2 separate regions of the Homo sapiens genome follow, and region 2 is linked to region 1. A link is a loop called in an ENCODE intact Hi-C map of the cell type or tissue named here. Cell type or tissue: PC-9. All regions are shown on one strand. Each heading gives the region's core, and the rest is flanking DNA. Links, peaks and the distances in the headings are about the cores only. Region 1 has its middle 88 kb from the start of CUX1. Region 2 overlaps MYL10 (myosin light chain 10).

Region 1 (5,369 bases), core at 276-5,275:
CACACCTGGCCATGGATACCTTACTTCTTTCCAAGGCCCAAATCAAAAACCTGTCATGTGGATACTCCTTGAAATCCTGCCCTGTGACCACATGACTGAGGGCCTGCTGCCCCCCTCATCACCCTGGTGGGGTGACATAAAATCCATGCTGGTGCCTGCCTCATTCTGTATCAGGTGACCCTATGGGGTGGCCATGAGGTCACATCCTCTGTTCCTATACCTGCCCAGTGGAGGGACGGATGGTGGACGTCTTCCTTTGGAGCTGGGGCTGGCAGTGGTGCAAGTGGTCCCTCCCAGGTGCAGGTAATGAGGGAATGCCTTGTCTGTAGCCAATTTAATAACAATAATAAAATTACTCAAAGCCGTCTGCTTTTTATTATCACCTTGTCCTGGCAATTCCGAATGACGCTGGTGAAAAGAAAAACTCCTTCTCTTGCAAATGCCCCTGTGAAGAGGCTGAAGGGCAGTGGGTCGTTGGTTCTCTGGCATGCGATCAGTTTCTGAATCACCTGGCCCTGCAGAGAGGGAGACGGAAATGAACTTGGAGAGGGTCGGGGCACAAAGTGGCTGAAATGTCAATCCAGGAGGGAAGACGCCTCTCCCCCTAGAACCCTCTAAGAGTTTCCCACTGTGATGTAAGAGGAGGCAGGGACCATGTCCCTGTAGGACCTGTAGGTGATGTCGCCTGTGAGTGATGGTAAGGAGCTTAGGTTTTATTATAATCACAATGGGAAGCTCTTGGTGGGTTATAGGTAGAGGAGGACTGGGATCAATTTATGCTTGGGAAAAATGGGAGAGTTCGAGAAGCTGAAAACAGGAATGGGCTTAAGTGCAACTCCAGGACAATGCTTTTTCATTCAGCTTACACCAACCTTGAATTTTCCACTCTTTTCTTTTCCCTCCCTCCCTCCCTCCCTCCCTCCCTTCCTTCCTTCCTTCCTTTCTCTCTTTCTCTCTCTGTCTCTCTTTCTTTCCCTCTTTTCTTTCTTTTCTTTCAGAGACAGGGTCTCACTCTGTTGGCCAGCCTGGAGTGCAGTGGTGCAGTCATAGCTCACTGCAGCCTGGAACTCCTGGGCTCAGGTGATCCTCCTGCCTCAGTCTCCCAAGTAGCTAGGATGACAGGTGCACGCCAGCATGAGTGGCTAATTTTTAAATTTTTTGTAGAGATGGAGTCTCACTATGTTGCCCAGGCTGGTATCAAACTCCTGGCCTCAAGTGATCATCTCAGCCTCCCAAAGTGCTGGGATTATAGGCGTGAGCCATCATGCCCGGCCTACGTGGGCTTTTTGCATATCCACTGGGTGCTGGGCTCCATGGCAGCTACAGGGGGTGTCATCATGCACGGCCTGGAGGGAGGGACAGACATTAATTCAGCAATCACAGCAACGTGGACACACTGGCCAGCACCAGGGAAGAGACAGGAGAGAGTCCAGGGTCAACAGGGCTCAGTGGCCTTGGCAGGGATGGCCATTCCTTGAAAGATGGGTTTCTGTAGGAATAAGTGACCTAATTAGCTGGATGCAAAGATAACAGGCTGAAGACGTTACCCAGAGGCTCACAGGTAAGAGGGGACAGGAGGACTATAAAGAGCTAAAATAGGCCAGGCATGGTGGCTCATGCCTGTAATCCCAGCACTTTGAGAGGCCAAGGCGGGTGGATCACGAGGTCAGGAGTTTGAGACCAGCCTGGCCAATGTGGTGAAACTCCGTCTCTACTAAAAATACAAAAATTAGCCGGGCATGGTGGCGTGCACCTGTAATCCTAGCTACTCAGGAGGCTGAGGCAGGAGAATCACTTGAACCCGGGAGGCGGAGGTTGCAGTGAGCTGAGATCACACCACGGCACTCCAGCCTGGGCAACAGAGCAAGACTCCATCTCAAACAAACAAAAAACCAAAGAGCTAAAATAAGACCCATGTATCTGGAGTGAAGGGGCCATGGGGAGGATGAGCTGTGGGGGCTCCCAGTAGGGGTAGGACTCCCAGGGGTCAAACCAAGTTGGGCCCAAGAGCTCAGTATTTATCCCCAGAAGGCACTGAAGGGTTTTAAGCTGAAAGACTTGGCCCTGATTGAAGTTTTGTGTTTTACAACATAACGTAAATGCCGAGGCCAAAGCCAGGCTGGGTGCGGCGGCTCACACCTATAATCCCAAGGCTTTGGGAGGCCAAGGTGGGAGAATCGCTGGAGGCCAGGAGTTCGAGACCAGCCTGGACAACATAGACCCCCTACATTTACAAAACATTTAAAACATTAGCTGGGCATGGTGGCACATGCCTGTCATCCCAGGTACCCTGGAGGCTGAGGTGGGAGGATCACTTGAGCCAGGAGTTGAAAGCTGCATTGAGCCATGATGGCGCCACTGCACCCCAGCCTGGGTAACACAGTGAGAGAGACGCTGTCTCTAAAATAAACAAAACAAATCCCAAAGCCAGAGCACTGGGAGTCACAGAGCTGACTGGGGGTGAGGTGGGGGGTGTCAGACTCTCAGGCTCCAAGTGGAAGAGCTGAGAGGGCTGAGAGGCCTGTGGGAAGGTGTGGCCCAGGGCTGTGTTTGGTTAGTCCAGCAGGATCCTTGGGCACCACCCCCAGTGTGCACCAGGGTGTGGCCCAGCCCTCCGGCATGAAGGCGCCACGCACTGTGAGCTATTCCTTCTACATGCACGGCGACCGCAGCCTTTGGTCTTGATAAGTAGATTATGTTGATTCACGGCCTTGGACTTCAAATTACAAAACCACGGTCTGGCTTGGGATAGTTCACCAGAGAGCGGAGAGATAGCTGGTCACAAGGCAGCCATGCGTCATCCCTGCCTCGATCTCAGGGAACTCTGTCCAGTGGGCTCTGCGTTTGCCTAGCATGAGAGAGGGCCATTTTTCTGCTTGGCCCCAGCCGCATTTAAGAAGCAGCTGAGAGCAGTGGCTAACGTCTGTAATCCCAGCACTTTGGGAGGCCAAGGCAGGCAGATCACTTGAGGTCAGGAGTTGAAGACCAGCATGACCAACATGGTAAAACCCCATCTCTATAAAAATACAAAAATTAGCCGGGCATGATGGCAGGTGCCTGTAATCCCAACTACTCAGGAAGCTGAGGCAGGAGAATCACTTGAACCCGGGAGGTGGAGATTGCAGTGAGATGAGATTGCGCCACTGCACTCCAGCCTGGGTGACAGAGGGAGACCCCGTGTCAAAGGAAAAAAAAAAAAGAAGCAACTGTAAGCAGGAACTCAGGCAGGCTGGGTGGGGACGGCAAGGCCTCCTATTGCCAAGGAGCTTGAGGAAGATTGTCGCTGGGGTTTTTTGTTTTCTCCTGTTTAAGTAATAGCTTTATTGAGATATAATTCACATACCATGCAATTCATCCATTAAAAATATACAATTCAATGGCTTCTAATGTATCCATTAGTGCAATTTCTACAATCAATTTTATTTTTATTATAATTTTAATTTTTTTTTTAATTTTTTTTTTGAGACAGGGTCTCGCTCTGTCACCCAGGCTGGAGTGCACTGGTGGCATCTCGGCTCACTGCAACCTCCTCCTCCCGAGTTCAAGCGATTCTCCTGCCTCAGCCTCCCGAGTAGCTGGGATTACAGGCACCTGCCATCACGCCCGGCTAATTTTTGTATTTTTAGTAGAGATAGGGTTTCGCTATGTTGCCCAGGCTTGTCTTGAACTCCTGACCTCAAGCGATCTGCCCACCTCAGCCTCCCAAAGTGCTGGGATTACAGGAGACAGAAGCTTCTTTCTCTGAGTTCCAGGATCCAGTGCAGGTGAGGAGCCCCACACGCCTGAACAGTAATTACAGCACAATGCAATCAACGTGTAATTAACTGTGTTACACGGCATGTTGCCCACTCTCACTGCTTTGCAAGTCCCGGGAGCGGGGAGATTGAGGGAACAGAGAAACCTACTGACTAATGCTAATCCCACCCAGGGTGCAGAGCCTGGAGCCTACAATTATCTTACCTCCAGCTGCTCCCTGAATCCTGTGGCAGGATGGTGGAGTATAGGGTCTACACCGTAGCTCTGAGCACGTGGGCTTTAAAGCCTCCTCCTAAATGCAGAATTCTGGACAGATGCGCGATTATGATGCTTGTCAGAGCGACAGGACTTACAATGGGATTTTTGGTGGGTCACAAGTGTTTCACATAAAAGGCCTTTCGAATCCCAGTGCTTTGGGAGGCAGAGGCAGAAGGATCGTTTGAAGCCAGGAGTTCGAGACCAGCCTGGGCAACATAGTGAAACCCCATCTCCACAACAACAACAACAAAATAGCTGGCCAGACCCTGTCTCAAAAAATAAAAAATAAAAAAGCCTTTCATAGGTGTGGCCCAAGGACCCACAAATTGCTCACTTTCAGTTTGAAACCATCACGTCCGCTGACACGTGTAGGATAGAAATCCAGCTAATGCTCCCCCTTGTTTCTGCCTCAGTGTCAGAGGCACCCAGGGCCTCTGAGCTGCGACTACAGTCCCATCCCCTAACTTGCTTTTTCCCTTTCCTCCTCCCAGGGCCAGAGGCTGATTGAACTTGCACCTCAGCCCCTGTCATTCACCTTCCATGAGTTTCCAGTCTGATGGAGGAGGCAGACACTAAACCGGATTATTTTTTTTAATTTAATTTAATTTTTATTTTTTAGAGACAGGGCCTCATTGTGTCACCCAGGCTGGAGTGCAGTGGTGCAATCATAGCTCACTGCAGCCTCTAACTCCTGGTCTCAAGCAATCCTCCCACCTCAGCCTCCCGAGTAGCTGGGACCACTCGCTCGTGCCACCATGGCTGGCTAATTTTTTTTTTTTTTTAGAGGTGGGATCTTGCTATGCTGCCCAGGCTGGTCTCAAACTCCTGGTCTCAAGTGATCCTCCTGCCCTAGTCTCCCAAAGTGCTGGAATTACAGGCGTAAGCCACCATGCCTGGTCTGAACCCAATGATTACGGTGCAGTGTGAGTGCTACATCTTGGAGAGGTATTGCTGGCTGACCGTCCCAGCTGCCTTTTCTGCTCATGAAACCCCTCCAAGACTGGCTTTCCTGTGACCTCTCTGGCAAAGCTTTCTCTGGCTCCTCCAAGGAGAGGCTACTGCCCTCATTAGTCCCTGCCAGGGCTGGTTTGCCTTCTCTCATCCTGTTATCACCCCACCGGCTCTGCTCTGGTCCACGTAGGGCTCACTTCTCCTGGACTCTCTGAGGTCTGGGTCTCTGTCCATTCAGTTCAGGTCCTTGCAACATAAGAAGTGCCAGGAACTGTGCTGAGAAGATGACTCTGATCCCAGTGTCATGGGATTAAAAAAAAATCCATTATTTTAAGAACCAGTACCAAATTCTGCTTAGACGCAAATCCTCCTTGTTTAGGAAAATGGATCAGATGCTTTGGGAT
Region 2 (5,369 bases), core at 143-5,142, 110 kb after region 1:
TGGGGGAGGAACAGATGAGGCCCTGATCTAATCTGAGGGGGGAAGCACACTTGGCTCTGACCCAGTCTGATGGAAGAGGCACAGAAGGCCCTGATCCAGTCTGATGGAAGAGGCACAGATGGCCCTGACCCAGTCTGATCGGGGAGACACAGATGGCCCTGATCCAGTTTGATGGGAGAGGCACAGATGACCCTGACCCAGTCTGATGGGGGAGGCACAGATGAGGCCCTGATCTAATCTGATGGAGGAAGCACAGATGGCCCTGACCCAGTCTGATGCAGGAGGAACAGATGGCGATGACCCACTCTAATGGGGGAGGCACAGATGGTCCTGACTTAGTATGATGGTGGAGGAACAAATGGCCCTGACCTAGTCTGATGAGGGAGGCACATGGCCCTGGCTGACCTAATCTGACTGGCAAGAGCACAGGGTGACAAAAGGAGCAGGGGACTCTGGAGTCCACAGAGGTGGGTTTAAATCCTCCCTTCTCTTATCAGTGGGGACTTGGGCAAGTAATGAAACATCTCTGAGCCTGTTTTTTCTATGATAAACCAAGATATCCACATCTACTCCATGGGTGCTCTCAGAGCTCCAGGGGATAAAATCTTAAAGCTGCAGGCATAGAGCGCTCAGATGTATTTGCAGCCCTGATCAACCCATGTTCGTTAAAACCTTACCATGAATGGTATGTTATCTTAGCTGCTCCTGTGAGGTGGGTAGCAAGCACCATCTCTGTCCCCTTTCACCAATGACACATTTGAGCACTGAAGAAAGGAAGGGGGCACCCCCGCATCCACAGTGAACAAGGGGGACATGGTGACAGAAGGGGAAAGGGCACCGGGCGAGGGTGGCCAGGTCACCTGCTGTCATTCACGCAGCCCGTGAAGCCTTGGGCAAGACCCTTCCTCTCTCTGGGCTTCAGTTTCCCATTGGTGCAATGTGGGGGCTGCACATTCAATCCCATTGTGGGTATCAGATTAATTTCTTCTAATGACATCTCTCCCCAAGGCTGTGCTGTGACCGGGATAAAAGCAGAACTTCTCTGGCTTCACTTCTGCCCCCGTGAATCCCTTCCCTTGGCCTGTTGGCCCACCTGCCCCACTTCTGGCCGGGACAATCTCTCTCAGACCCCTCCAATGCCACACTGCCCAAGCCCCAGCCTTTTGGCATCCACGTACAGAACTCTTTTTCCTCCACCCACGGCCTCTTGTGCACAGCTTGGGTAACACGTGAGCCCCAGAGTCATGCCCCCTCACCCAGACCACTGGTCATGCAGCTGTGAGACCCTGGGCAAGTCACTTAACTTCTCTGGGTCTCAGCTTTTCCATCTGTAAAATAGGGAAGGGCTAAGCACAAATTAAATGCTCAATCAGGGTCTCCGTGTACAGTTGCTCAGGTTGTTCACAAAATATATATATGTGGTACCCTTGTCTATGATTACAATTACCTGTTTCCCTCCTTGTTCTTGCTTCAAGTGAGCTCGGCCCTCGCTGTGCAGTGAAAGTTGGGGAAGAAGTTCCCCAGAGCTGTGCCTCTGTGCAGGGGCCGTGGGACTTGCCCCCAGCCCCAGCCCCTGCCCAGCCTTGTGCCTGTCCCTGTGGGGCCCTCTTCACCTGCCTCTCTCCCTGCCCTGTATGTGCTGCTTATAGGCACGGACCCAGAGGAGACCATTCTCCACGCCTTCAAAGTGTTCGACACTGAAGGGAAAGGTTTCGTCAAGGCCGATGTGTAAGTTTCCCCTGACTCCCCCAAAATGCTCAGGGGAATAAGCCAGCTTTGGGCTGGGGTCAGGGTGGATGGTCGCCCAGTCTCCTCTCCCAGAAGCCAGGAGCTGGGGGGCCGCTGCCCAGCCCAGTGATATCGCTTGATGTCCCTTCCCCTCTCTGGGCCTTGGTGTCCCCTTCTCTATGTGTGCGTGGAAGTAGAAATGGATAAGAAATGGTGGGTCAGGCTGGGCGCGGTGGCTCACGCCTGTAATCTCAGCACTTTGGGAAGCCGAGGTGGGCAGATCACTTGAGACCAGGAGTTTGAGACCACCCTGGCCAACACAGCAAAACCCCATCTCTACTGAAAATAATAAAAAAAATTAGCCAGGCATGGTGGTGCATGCCTGTAGTCCCAGCTACTCTGGTGGCTGAGGCAGGAGAATCGCTCGAACCCAGGAAGTGGAGGTTGCAGTGAGCCGAGATCACGCCATTGCACTCCAGACTGGGCGACAGAGTGAGACTGTCTCAAAAAAAAAAAAAAAAAGAAGAAGTGGTGGGTCACTCCAGGAGAGCTTCCTAGTGGGGTGGGTGTGGGGGCAAAGGCAGATCTTGAAGAATGACTGCAGGTTGCCCAGGCTAGGGGGGGAACAGCATTCTAGATGAGGGAACAGAGAGCTTGGAGGGCCAGGGCTTGGCATGTGCATGTTTGTTCAGAGTTGGCTGCAGCTGGAGGGTGCGGGTGGAGGTGGTGTAGGGGAGACTGAGCACAGAGCGGCAGGCGGGGCCTCTGGGGGAGCGCTCACACCCTAGCCCCTGGACCCTGCGTCTGCCCTGGGAGCATGGGAGAACCTGAGGAGGAGTTAGGCAAGGACACCATGGAGGCCAGCCTGGAGAAGGAGAGGAGAGGGTTGCAGCTCCCAGGAGGGTCATGGCCGTCGAGATGGAGTCGGGCGGACAGATAAGCAAAGAGCCAGGGGCCAGTGCCCATAGGATCCAGGGTCTGGGGAGAGGACTGAGCCAGATCGTAGCCAGCACCGCCTCGGGCAAGAGGGCAGTAAGGATTGGGGAAAGTGACCAGCTCACTTGGAATGCATGAAGGGGAAGTGGCTGCAGGCAGCTGTCTGGCAGGCACCGGGGCTGCCATCATGAGGGTAGGGGTGCCCCACCCAGTGACAGCAAGGGAACAGAGAGCCAAGAATTGCAGGCAGGAGTGGGCGGGGGAGTGGCAGCCTTCCCAGGACCCAAGATTCAGGGCTGACCTCTGAGCTGTGCCGACGCAGTCCCTTCAGAACCTTGCTGGACCTGAGGGTGGCCTGGGGCAGGTGAGATTCCTCCCCAGGCCCAGGCTTCCTGATCAATTACTGTAATGCTGCCAGCCTTCATTTTGAGGCTAGTTTTGCTGGTTTTGAGATTCTCGCATCTCAAAGGGAGAGGGCAGACGCAGCAGGGGTGGAGGTGGAGAGGGTCTGTCCCGTCTCACACATTCTCAACTCCAAGACCATGAGTCACATACTCCCCTGGGATGGGGAGGGGATGCTGAGGGTTGCTGCAGTCCACAGTCCTCCCCTTCACCCCTCCCTCGGGGTCTGTGGCTCCTACCTCCATCCTGGGGACCTGGGGAGGCATCAGAGTCACCCCCGGAGTAACCCCAAGCCCTCCCTCTACTGTCAACCACTTTCTCTCTCACCAGTGCAAGGACAAGGCTGGGAAGACCCTTTGGGGACCTAATTTGGGAACTGAAGGCACTGCCTTGGGACATGGGACCTGGATCTGTGGCTGCAGGCCAGGCAGGCCAGACAGGCCACGGTGGAGGCTCTGGTTGAAACAGAGTCTGTGAAAAGTCCCCGGCTTGGAGAGCTGGAAACTGTGACTGTCCCACAGAAACATAAATAATGGAAAATGTGCATTGGTCCTTAGCGAGGCCTGCCGCAGCCGGTGCCAGAGGACACTCTGGGTGGACGAGGCCCCACTCAGCCGTCTGATCCCATCTTTGCCCACTGAGCTCCCTTAAGAACCCTGCAGGACCCTCCAAGCTTGAGGGGGCAGGCCCTTGCAGGCCCAGGAGGACACGGACCTGGGCAGGCCTTCCTGTACCCTTGGCAGAGCACAGGCATCTTGTCTCTAAAACACTATGCAGGTGTCAGTGAACGTCACAAGCTGGAGGAAAGAGTGTGTCCAGAATCAGGCAAAAGAGGCTCTGCGGTGGGGGACCTGAGGTGTCTCCCCTCAATGATCCAGAGCTTGATTATAGTGCATGATGGGAAATCAGAGTAGCCCTCATGGTGGGGTCCCCAGGTCATTGCTTTTGGTCCCTACCTGATGCTGGGAGGAAAGCCCACTTCATGGAGGAGAAAACCGAGGTTCAGAAGCTACTTGGCCATCGGGGGGGCTGGCAGGGTCAGCCCCAGGTTGATGTCCTCCTGGTCCAGGATGTCCCCCTGCCCCCACTTGCCCCTCATCACCCCTGGGATCTGCATGTTCAAGCTGGGTATCCCGTTCCCTGAACATGACTGTGTCTCTCCCTTGAACAGCATCAAAGAAAAACTTATGACCCAGGCAGACCGCTTCAGTGAGGAGGAGGTAAACTGGGATTCTGGTGGGTCACGGCGGATTCTCTGCTCTGGCCCCCACTTGGCCTGGTGCAGGCTGACTCTCTGCTCCTTCTCAGGTCAAGCAGATGTTTGCAGCATTTCCCCCAGATGTGTGCGGCAACCTGGACTACAGAAACCTGTGCTACGTCATCACTCACGGTGAAGAGAAGGATTAGGGGATCACAAGTCTCCCCGACATTCAGGGGCAGCAAACACTGTTGTGGGGTGTGACAGGGAGCTCTTGCAGCCAGAGGCTGCAGGAAAAAGGCTTCCCTTGTCCTACGGTTGGGGACAAAGCAAGAATAAATAATGCTAATGAGGTCTGAGTTTGTGCGGTAAATGCTCCAGCGAGGGAGAAAACGAAACATTCCTATCTTGTTGGTTTTTCCAAACCTTTTTTGTTCCTCTGGCTCTGCTCAAATGTTCCCGAGGAGCTGGTGTTTAGAGCTAATTGACAGTTTTAACGATTCCCTGCTAAGCCACGGGATATTGCCTTCATTTATGGAGCTTTTATTAAGCACCTAGTGCATGCCAGAGGCTGTGCTGGTCCCAGGGACTCTCAGAGGAGCCAGGACTGTCCCTGGGCAGGATATGGTGCTGACTGCAGTGAGGAAGGCAGAGGAGGGGGCAAAAAGTGGGGTGGGGACATCGGTGGGAGGAGAATGGAGAAGCACGGGAGAAAACTGGCTGCAAAGAGCTGGCTAGAGGTGAAGACGTCAGAAGGGAAGAGGTGGCTTCAAGGGATGTTTAGGGGGTAGGCAAGGATTTCTTAAATGGGACACACATAACTGTGATCATAAAAGTGGATAAGTTGGACTTCATCAAAATTAAAAACTTCTGCTCACCAAAAGATACAGTTAAGAATGCAAAAAGGCACCGGACGAGAAAAGATACTGGCAACGTAGATCATGACAAGATCTCATATCCAGAAGATGTATTTTTTTAAAATCCTACATATCTATAATAGAAAGATTATAACCCCAAAAAAGGTAGACGACAATAATAATATCCAAATGGCCATAAAGATCTGAAAAGAGGCCGGGCACAGTGGCTCAGGCCTGTAGTCCCAGAG

Evidence for each region. A loop is a pair of places that touch in the nucleus more often than their neighbours do. Peaks named below come from ENCODE experiments on the same cell type or tissue, not always from the same donor. Only the 100,000 strongest peaks of a DNase experiment are listed, where the experiment ranks them.
Region 2: it touches region 1 in a loop (2.9-fold over the local background); 1 of 110 quality-filtered maps calls a loop at or near these places.

The regions. Positions count from the first base shown.
Region 1 is chr7:101,726,871-101,732,239 of GRCh38, reverse strand. No RefSeq gene overlaps it. Among named protein-coding and RNA genes, the nearest start is that of CUX1, 88 kb to the left of the region's middle. In PC-9, for the core only: no CTCF peak of the experiment used is centred there; a DNase peak (open chromatin) is centred at 2,679; H3K27ac peaks cover 2,000 bases.
Region 2 is chr7:101,612,579-101,617,947 of GRCh38, reverse strand. MYL10 (myosin light chain 10) reads left to right here. Exons shown (of 8, transcript NM_138403.5): 6 at 1,650-1,728; 7 at 4,238-4,286; 8 at 4,375-4,618. The coding sequence ends at 4,473. Among named protein-coding and RNA genes, the nearest start is that of MYL10, 14 kb to the left of the region's middle. RefSeq lists enhancers at 1,229-2,156, 2,157-3,085, 3,086-4,013. In PC-9, for the core only: no CTCF peak of the experiment used is centred there; a DNase peak (open chromatin) is centred at 2,747.